2 separate regions of the Homo sapiens genome follow, and region 1 is linked to region 2. A link is a loop called in an ENCODE intact Hi-C map of the cell type or tissue named here. Cell type or tissue: endothelial cell of umbilical vein. All regions are shown on one strand. Links, peaks and the distances in the headings refer to the core of each region. The heading gives the core; the rest is flanking DNA.

Region 1 (5,380 bases), core at 159-5,158, 58 kb after region 2:
ATCTAAAATTTTTGATACAGATGGGATCTCACCCAGGCTGGCCTCAAATTCCTGGGCTCAAGCAATCTTTCCACCTTGGCCTCCCAAAGTGCTGGGATTACAGGTGTGAGCCACCGTACCTGGCCCATATTTTTTATTAAGTGTTTATTTTTTATTTTCTTGGCAAAAAAATGCTTATTTGGGGATACAGCATACTTCCTGTGGCATCACACCAGCTGGCACATAATGTCTAGCTATCTGAATTTTAGTAATGTTACTAAATTTGATTAGCCTGACCTAGCTATTATTGTCAGCTTTAGCTAGCTAGCTATTAACATACATACTGTATTCTACCTTGCTCAGTGAAGGGCCTGTCCTGCAAAGGAAATTCCACCAGGTGTTTCTGGGAGCTTTAGGCTCATTCCCTTGCAGTCCTTGGCAACAGGGACCCTACCAGGCCTCCTTCCAGTTCCCACTGTGATTCTTAGTTTCACACTCACTTCTAGTGGGGCTCCTTTTTTAGGTGATGACTTAGTGATTTCTGGGTTTCTTGGTTCTTGTGATGCTCTCAAGTCCTCTTTTTCTTTTTTTTCTTTTAGATGGAGTCTCGCTCTGTCGCCAGGCTGGAGTGCAGTGGTGCAATCTCGGCTCCTGTAACCTCCACCTCCCAGGTTCAAGTGATTCTCCTGCCTCAGCCTCCCAAGTAGCCGGAACTAGAGGCGCATGCCACTATGCCCGGCTAATTTTTTGTATTTTTAGTAGAGACAGGGTTTCACCATCTTGGCCAGGATGGTCTCGATCTCTTGACCTTCTGATCTGCCTGCCTCGGCCTCCGAAAGTGCTGGGATTACAGGTGTCAGCCACCACGCCCGGCCAAGTCCTCTTTTTCTAACCTCCACTTCTGCCAGGACATGCCTTGCCTTACACACATGCACACACACACGCACACACACCCTTCCCACCCCAACCTCTCCCTCCCACCCTGTATCTTCCTCCTGTTCTTGTTGCTACCTTAGTTTGGCCCCACCAATTAATTAGCATCCTAAAAAACGTTCCAGGGGATGTTTTTTCACATAGTTTTTGGTAGAGATGTTGTCTGTAGATGTTTTCTTTTGCTATCCTAGTTGTTTTCACTGTTATTGTGAGGAGGTTCGGGAAGATCCCAGAATCTGCTGCTGCCATCACCACTACTTTCTTTGCTTCTCTTCACTCTTGCATTTTTAAATTTTAAATTGCCTGCTCTTTCTCCTAAAGTGATATATTGTAGCCCTGCTTTTGAAATATTTTCATCCGACCACTATTAAAGTCATTATGACATTTTTTACTAGTCCAAAGATTGTGAGATACAGAAGTGTAAATTTAAGTATATATATTCTCTGGGCAACAGTTGGGCAGGCTCTTGTCTGACAATTTAAATTTATTTACATTTTTAGCTGGATGCAGTGGCTCATGCCTGTAATCCCAGCACTTTAGGAGGCCAAGGTGGGAGGATTGTTTGAGCCCAGGAGCTCAGACCAGCCTGGGCAACACAGTGAGACTCCTGTCTCTACAAAAAAATAAGAAAAAAATTAGCCAGGTGGGCTGGCATTTGCCTGTAGTCTTAGCTACTCAGAAGACTGACATGAGAGGATCTTGAGTCCAAGAGTTCCAGGGTGTAGTGAGCTATGATCACACCACTATACTCTGGCCTGGGTGACAGAGGGAGACCCTGTCTCAAAACAAAACAAAGCAAAATTCATATTTAGCAAGAGCTGTAACATGTTGCTACACTTTATTGTGAAATTCAAAATAACATAAAGTGCTTCTGGGCTAAGGACAACCAAGCAGGCCACCTGAAAAGTCTCTGTGTTCTACTCTGACGACTGATCTGAATGAGGATGGTACCAAGTTCAGATACACTTCTGTAAACTTGGCTTGGATAACATTTGCCTGGTATGTTTTATTTATTGCAAGTGGAAAGAGTGATTAGCTCAACTTTCTAAAAGAGAAAATCAGACTTAAGAATTTTGGAAGTATTATTAGCCCTAATCACAAATATTAAACACACTATAGTGAATATAGTAATTTAAACTTTATTGTCCTAAATTTTCACATTATCTGATTGAGCCACTTCTTTGACATTTTAGGCTCCCTGTTGAGATCAATTACAAGTAAATAATCTGTTAGAATTGTACCTTTTGTGGTGTGCTCCAGGGTCAAGATCTAAGCTAGCAAAACATGCATATTAGCCATGAAAAGCTTTTATATAGAGGGTACAAAAGGTTGGATTTAAACGAGCGAATGGGGAGTGAAATTGTACATCCATGGTCCTGTTACAGCCATCACTGAATTAACTAGTCTTGAGGCAAACCCAGAGGTAATGAGCTTTGGGTGAGAGCACAGACTTGAAAGCCACATACTAAATGAAACTGGGTCTTCCTCAACCATTTCACTGAGTGACCTTTGGCAAGTAATTAAATTTTCACATCTGTAAAGTGGAGATAAAAAGTCTCTGACTCACAGAGCTATGAGGGGGATTAAATAGATATAGTTAAAGCATTCAAAACAATGCCTGGCACCTAATGAGCACTGTAAGCACTTCCTATTGTTATTATGCTCTGTTCCTGAGTTGGTGAGTTGGGTGGTATTAGCACATTGTATTACCAAGAGTGAGTAATACTGCCTTTCAAGTTATAGCAATGGAAGTCTTTCACGACCACCATCAAACATTGGGAGCATTAATGACTCATTTGTTTTTGTTTTTTTAAATGTAGAGGTTTTTTTTTTTTTTATTGTTTGCTTGTTTGGTTTTTTGAGACGGTCTTGCTCTGTTGCCTTGATCTGTGGCATGATCTCAGCTCACTGCAGCCTTGACCTCCTGGGCTCATGTGATCCTCCCACCGCAGCCTCCCAAAGCACTGGGATTACAGATAAGAGCCATGGAGCCTAGCCTTAATGTAGCTTTTACTTTTTCTTTACTTTTTTTTTGAGATGGAGTCTCGCTCTGTCGCCTAGGCTGGAGTGCAGTAGCGTGCTCTCGGCTCACTGCAACCTCCACCTCCCAGGTTCATGCAATTCTCCTGCCTCAGCCTCCCAAATAGCTGGGATTACAGGTGTGAGCCACCATGCCCAGCTAATTTTTGCATTTTTAGTAAAGACAGGTTCTGCCATGTTGGCCAGGCTGGTCTCAAACTCCTGGTCTCAGGTGATCTGCCCGCCTCGGCCTCCCAAAGAGCTGAGATCACAGGCGTGAGCCACTGTGTCTGGCCCTAATGTAGCTTTTAAAAACACTTAATTTTAACTCAAGAAACACTGTATTTAATTAGGAAGGTCTTAAATACAATAGGTGTAGTTTTGTTTTTTTTTTTTTTTTTTGAGACGGAGTTTCGCTCTGTCGCCCAGGCTGGAGTGCAGTGGCGCGATCTCGACTCACTGCAAGCTCCGCCTCCCGGGTTCACGCCATTCTCCGGGTTCACGCCATTCTCCTGCCTCAGCCTCCCGTGTAGCTGGGACTACAGGCGCGCGCCACCATGCCCGGCTAATTTTTGTATTTTTAGTAGAGACGGGGTTTCACCGTGTTAGCCAGGATGGTCTCGATCTCCTGACCTCGTGATCCGCCCGTCTCGGCCTCCCAAAGTGCTGGGATTACAGGCGTGAGCCACCGCGCCCGGCCAATAGGTGTAGTTTTACAGTATTATTTTCTTGTATATTTTTAGGGGAAAATTCACATGGTAATTAATTTTTCCCCAGGTAATATGAACATTAGAGTAAAAGACTTTGTAATGTTGAAACAAATTAATTGCTTATAAATTATGGAGCAATTGTTTTACAGAAACAGTCTCCATAATCCCAGTACTGCACTTAAATTCACTTATAGTCTACCAGTCAACTTGTCAGAGATATAGTTTGTGTAAAGTCAAATTACTCTGCATCTTTTTTTTTTTTTTTTTTCCTGAGACAGGGTCTCGTTCCCTCCCCAAGGCTGGAGTGCAGTGGCCTAGTCACAGCAGGCTGCAACCTCAACCTCCCAAGGCTCAGGTGATCCTCCCCTCTCAGCCTCCCAAGTAGCTGGGACTGTAGGCAGATGTCACCATGCCTGGCTAATTTTTGTATTTTTTGTTGAGATGGGGTTTCGCCATATTGCTCAGGCTAGTCCTCCACATCTTAGTAAGCTTTCATTTATTTGTTTCTTCCTTAACACAAAGCTATAGGAAACATAGGTAAATTAAATTTTAATTCTAAATTCCTTTGGTTTGATTTGAACTTAAAATCTGTAACATTGCACTCGACCTTAAGAACACTCACAGACTTGTCATTTGAATCCTAATGCAGTGCTGTTAGGTGATCACTGCCCATTAAATGAAAAGAAAAATGTACTATATGAGAAAAATCTATTTGCTTTGTATGTCTTTCACAGTCTTTTTTCCTTTTGTTATTGTATTTATTAATTTTCGAGACTATCATAAAACAATTTGGATTTAAATTGTGTCTTGGACCAGAATTTGATGAGACTTTTTGGTCAGTTTACCAAAATGGCTTTAGGTCAAGATCTGCGAGCCACATGAAGCTTTATAAATTTTTCAGATATACTACTAGAAAAATGATAGGCCAGTTTTCTTTGGGAATCAGGATATCTAATAAGAATTTAAAAAATTAGATAAGATGTACATAACATGGTGAAACCCCGTCTCTACTAAAAATACAAAAAATTAGCCAGGCATGGTGGCGGGTGCCTGTAAGTCCCAGCTACTCGGGAGGCTGAGGCAGGAGAATGGTGTGAACCCAGGGAGGTGGAGCTAACAGTGAGCTGAGATCGCACCACTGAGCTCCAGCCTGGGTGACAGAGTGAGACTCCATCTCAAAAAAAAAAAAAAAGTACGCAAATTAAATGTATCAGAATCCAGAATATCTGGTTTGAAATATTTTGTTTGTTTGTTTATTTTTTTGTTTTTGAGACGGAGTCTCACTGTGTCACCCAGGCTGGAGTGCAGTGGCGTAATCTCTGCTCACTGCAACCTCCACCTCCTGAGTTCAAGCAGTTCTCCTGCCACAGCCTCCCTAGTAGCTGGGATTACAGGCACCTGCCACCACACCCAGCTAATTTTTGTATTTTTAGTAGTGAGGGGGTTTCACCTTGTTAGCCAGGCTGGTCTCAAACTCCTGACCTCAGGTATCCGCCTGCCTCGGCCTCCCAAAGTGCTGGGATTATAGGCATGAGCCACCATGCCCAACAGGTTTGAAATATTTTTAATTTGAGGGGAAAACTTGATTCACCATTTATTAGAAATGGGAAGTAATCTGTAGTAATCCTAGTTCTCTGCAGTTTCTCCTTTGTAACATCACATGCATCATGGCTCATTGCAGCATCACTATAGCACCTCCTGGGAGCATCCCAGGCACAACAATCTCTGGTCCCCACTGC
Region 2 (5,380 bases), core at 276-5,275:
GCTCTCCAGCCAGGCAAACAAAACAAGACTCTATCTCGAAAAAAAAAAAAAAAAAAAAAAACATGAAAGAAGGGTCCTCATTATTGAACCCATGGACATTAAAAGGAAAATAAAAATTATAAATAGCTTAATGCCCACAAATTTGATAACTAAGATGAAGTGGACCAATTCCTTGAAAGACACAATCTACAAAAACTTACATAAGGAGCAATAAATGACGTGAATGGATCCATATATACTAAAGAAATGGAACCAAAAGTTAATAATCTTCAAAAATAAAAAGCATCATGCACAGATGGGCTCTAGGGTGAATTCTACTAAACATTTGAGAATGAAATACCAATTCTCTACAATCTCTTCCAGAAAACAGAAGCAAAAGGAACACTTACTAATTCACGTGATGAAGCCAGCATTATCCTAATACCAAAACCAGAAAAATGTACTAGAAGAAAGGAAAACGACAAACATATCTCTCATGAGCATAGATGCAAAACTCCTTAACAAAATATTAGCAAACTGAATCCAACAAAGTAGGATTTATTCCAGGCATACTAGACTGATTCAACATTCAAAACTGTGTTAATATAACGCATCATTAATTGGTTAAACAAGCTGAAGAAGAAATATCAATAGATACAGAAAAGAACAAAATCTTATACCCATTCATGACAAAAACTCTCAATAAACAGGAATAAGGGGAACACCCTCAACTTAATAAAGGATATCTATGAAAAACGTACAGCTAAATATCATATTTAATTATGAAAAAGTAGATGCTTTTCCCCCTAAGACTGGGAAGAAGGCAAGGATCTCCTCTTTCATCACTCCTATTCAACATCATACTCAAAGTCCTAGCTAATGCAAGAGATGAGAAAAGAAGAGGTATACAGATTGAGAAGGTAGGAATAGAACTGTTTGCGGATGACCTGACTGCCTATGTTAAAAATCCTAAAACATCAATAAAAAGAACCCTGGATCAAAGAAGCAATTATAAAGCTAGGTGCGGTGGCTAACGCTTGTAAGCCCAGAACTTTGAGAGGCCAGGGCAGGCAGATCACTTGAGCTCAGGAGTTTGAGACCAGCCTGGCCAACATGGTGAAACCCTGTCTCTACTAAAAAATACAAAAGTTAGCTGGGCATGGTGGCACACGCCTGTAGTCCCAGCTACTCAGGAGGCTGAGGCAGGAGAATCGTTTGAACCCATGATGCAGAGGTTGAAGTGGGCCGAGATCATGCCACTGCACTCCAGCCTGGGCAACAGTGTGAGACTCCATCTCAAAAAAAAAAAAAAAAAAAAAAAAAAAGGCAATTACAGCAAGGTTGCAGCAAACAAGATTAATAAACAAAAGTCTGTTACTTTCCTATGCAATAGTAATAAACATTTAGATTTTGAAAGTCAAAACATAGTACCATTTACCTTAGCACCAAAAACCTTAAGCATAAAGCTAACAAAACATGCACAGGAAGAAAACTACAAAAAACTCTGATGAGAGATATCAAAGAAAATCTAAATAAAAGGAAACATTTAAAAAGTATATTTTTATTGTGAAGATAAGGTCAAAGACCTAGGCCCAAAGAAAAAGGTTTTGCAACGGACTGTGTAGTTGCTTCAATAAAATAGGTACCAAAAATTTTGTTTTTATGTGCCCAACTCAACAAATTTTGTTTTTAATTACTTGATCTGAAGTGTACTTCAGGCAAAAATTAATTTTTATAAACTTGTTTCCATATACAATTTCAGTTGATAATTTAGGGTAACAAATATTACTACTGATTTTCAGGATAGCTTTTCTTCCTTTGAATACAGGAAAAGGTGTTCGTTGATTTGCGACATTTTATTTTTATTTATTTATTTATTTTTGAGATAGAGTCTCGCTCTGTCGCCCAGGCTGGAGTGCAGTGGCACCATCTCGGCTCACTGAAACCTCCGCCTCCTGGGTTCAAGCAATTCTCCTGCCTCAGCCTCCTGAGTAGCTGGGACTACAGGTGCACACCACCACACCCGGCTAATTTTTGTATTTTTAGTATAGATGGCGTTTCACCATGTTGGCCAGGATGGTCTTGAACTCCTGACCTCAGGTAATCTGCCCGCCTTGGCTTCCCAAAGTGCTGGGATTACAGAAGTGAGCCACCATGCCTGGCGGGACATTTTATATATCATCTGAATTTATTCAACAATCAGCATGTGAATGCACATAAGAATTATTTCAGGCCAGGTGCGGTGGCTCACGCCTGTAATCCCAACCACCTTGGGAGGCCAAGGTGGGCGGATCACGAGGTCAGGGGTTCTAGACCATCCTGGCCAACATGGTGAAATCACATCTCTACTAAAAATACAAAAATTAGCCAGACATAGTGTGTGCCTATAATCCCAGCTACTCGGGAGGCTGAGGCAGGAGAACTGCTTGAGCCCAAGAGGCGGAGGCTGCAGTCAGCTGAGATTGTACCATTGCACTACAGCTGGGATGACAGAGCAAGACTCTGTATGGGGGCGGGGAGAATTATTTGATATTTGTTGATACTTGACAGCAGATAATTTTTTAACTGCAAGACCACTAGAGGTCACCAGCGTAAAACTTTCAACTTTGATTCTGCTGGTAGTGAACTAAAAAGTTCAACTACTATTCTGCAATGTTTCTTTGTTTCTTTTTTTTTCTTTTTTTTGTTTTGAGATGGAGTGTTGCTCTGTCACCCAGGCTGGAGTGCAGTGGCACAATCTCAGCTCACTGCAACCTCTGCCTCCCGGGTTCAAGCTGTTTTCCTGCCTCAGCCTCCCGAGTTGCTGGGATTACAGGCACCCGCCACCACGCCCAGCTAATCTTTGTATTTTTAGTAGAGACGGGGTTTCACCATATTGGCTGGGCTCAAACTCCTGACCTTGTGATCTGCCCACCTCGGCCTCCCAAAGTGCTGGGATAACAGGCGTGACCCACCGCACCCGGCCCTATTTTGCGATGTTTCTTAAAAAACAGTATCTTGCTTTGACAAATAACTTCACAAAATTTGTTCTATTGCAAGAGTTTTCTTTAAAAAAATTTTTTTAACTAAAAGCAAACACTAGATATAGGTGAGTTTTGTTGTATTTAATGATTTTAAGACATTCTTTAGCACTTACTAAAGAAACTGCAACACCACTCAGAAGCAAACATCCAAGGAATTAAAAAAAAAACTTAAATATTTTAGCTTTGGAAGCAACATACAGGCGAATTCAGGTTAGAGCAACTAATAATAAATCCATAACACCACTACTCAAAAACAGTAGGTTTTCTGTCCAGGCATGGTGCCTCATGCCTGTAATCCCAACACTCTGAGAGGCCCAGGCAGGAGGATCACCTGAAGCCAGCCAGGCGTTCAAGACCAGCCTGGACAACAAAGCAAGATCTTGTCTCTACAAAAAAAAGTTTAAAAATTAACCAGGCATGACGGTGTGCACCTGTAATCCCAGCTACTTGAGAGGCTGAGGTGGGAGGACCACTGGAGCCCAGGAGTTGGAGACCGAGGGAACTATGACTGCACCACTGCACTCCAGCCTGGGCAACAGAACAAGACCCCATCTCTCAAAATAAATTAAAATAACACAGTAGGTTAAGAAATGTTGGCACCCACACCTGTTAATGGTCAACTAAAATTATTCATGTGTATTCAAAGTACTTAAATATTTGGGGCTAGAGGCAAGGTTCAAATGTAAAATAATTTTAAGATTAAAGAGTCAGCAAACCATTGACATTTTACATAAAGCAAAAAATACAAAATAAAAACCATATCACACAAGAGTTTCAAAACCTAGCTAATTATGAGAATCACAAGGTAGCTTAGAATTCACACACACACACACACACACACACACACACCCCATAATTCAGTGTGCTAAAGCAGGGCACAAAAACCTTTGTATGATCATCTAATAACAGAAACAGTCCAGTCCCCGACCTACCCAGTACCTGCTCAATTTCTGTCTTTTCAAAGAGGATGGATAAACAAAAAACTTGCTTGCAAGAGCTTATAAAATTTTTCATGAAAATAACGTTTTCCAATTTTATTGATAAAAGAATTCCAGGCTGGGTGCGGTGGCTCACGCCTGAAATCCTAGCACTTTCGGAGGCCAAGGTAGATGGATCACTTGCAGTCAGGAGTTCGAGACCAGCCTGGCCAACATGGTGAAACCCCATCTCTACTAAAAATACAAAAATTAGCCCAGGCATGATGGCGTGTGCCTGTAATCCCAGCTACTTGGGAGGCTGAGGCAGGGGAACTGCTTGAACCCGGGAGGCAGGGAGGTTGCAGTGAGCCAAGATTGTGCCACTGCACTCCAGCCTGGGTGAGGAGCAAGACTCTGTCTCACAAAAAAAAAAAAAAAAAAAAGAATTCCAAGGGGAAAAAAAAAGACTAAACAGTAATTAGGATGTCCAAAAGCAAATAAAACTTATCTCTTCTACTTATAATAGATCCTAAAATAAGGTTTAATGAATTATAAAAAATACCACCACCATCCTCAAAGATCTCAATGACATTTTACATGGCAACAGGTGGTTTAAAGCATAATAGAGATACTCAATTTTTATTTATTTTTAGACAGAGTCTCACTCTGTTGCCTAAGCTGGAGCACAGTGGCGCAATCTCAGCTTACTGCAACCTCCGCATCCCGGGTTCAAGCAATTCTCCTGCCTCAGCCTCCCAAGTAGCTGGGACTACAGGCACACACCACCACTCCCGGCTAATTTTTTTGTATTTTTAGTAGAAACAGGGTTTCATGATGTTGGCAAGGCTGGTGCCGAACTCTTGGCCTCAAGTGATCTGCCCGTCTCGGCATCCCGAAGTGGTGGGATTACAGGCGTCAGCCACTGTGTCTGGCCAATAGATAATTTTTAACTGGTAACTGTATTCCAATAATTTCACATTCACGTGGTATTTGCAAGCATTAAGCCACAGATAAGCCCCTTTTCCATAAAAAGAGGAAGTTTACCCCCTTGAGGTAGGAAACTATGAGCTATTTTAATGGTACTTTATTTTTTTACTTTTTTTAATTTTAGATACAGTCTCGTTATGTTGCCCAGATGGAGTGCAGTGGTGCCGATCATAGTACCTGTTGGGTACTGTGCTTATTGCCTGGGTGATGAGATCATTGGGACCCCAAGCCTCAGCATCACACAATTTACCCATGTAATAATAAACCTACACATGTACCCTTTAATCTATAATAAAAGTTAAAACTTAAAAACTAAAAATAAATTAGAAAAATGCTACCAAAATGCTCCATAAAATTAGAAATTTTTTGTCTTTTGTTCACTGATATATTCTTACTATCCAGAACACTGTCTGGCATATGTAAAGACTCAATAAATATTTGGCAAATTTTTGTTGCTGAATAAATGAAGTCATA

What was found. Peaks named below come from ENCODE experiments on the same cell type or tissue, not always from the same donor. Only the 100,000 strongest peaks of a DNase experiment are listed, where the experiment ranks them.
Region 1: it touches region 2 in a loop (6-fold over the local background); 31 of 110 quality-filtered maps call a loop at or near these places.

Annotation. Positions count from the first base shown.
Region 1 is chr14:31,036,258-31,041,637 of GRCh38, forward strand. All of the region lies in intron 1 of AP4S1 (adaptor related protein complex 4 subunit sigma 1), which reads left to right. Among named protein-coding and RNA genes, the nearest start is that of STRN3, 13 kb to the left of the region's middle. In endothelial cell of umbilical vein, for the core only: no CTCF peak of the experiment used is centred there; a DNase peak (open chromatin) is centred at 2,444; H3K27ac peaks cover 903 bases.
Region 2 is chr14:30,977,757-30,983,136 of GRCh38, forward strand. All of the region lies in intron 1 of STRN3 (striatin 3), which reads right to left. Among named protein-coding and RNA genes, the nearest start is that of MIR624, 34 kb to the right of the region's middle. In endothelial cell of umbilical vein, for the core only: a CTCF peak has its summit at 2,567 (motif pointing right); a DNase peak (open chromatin) is centred at 2,565.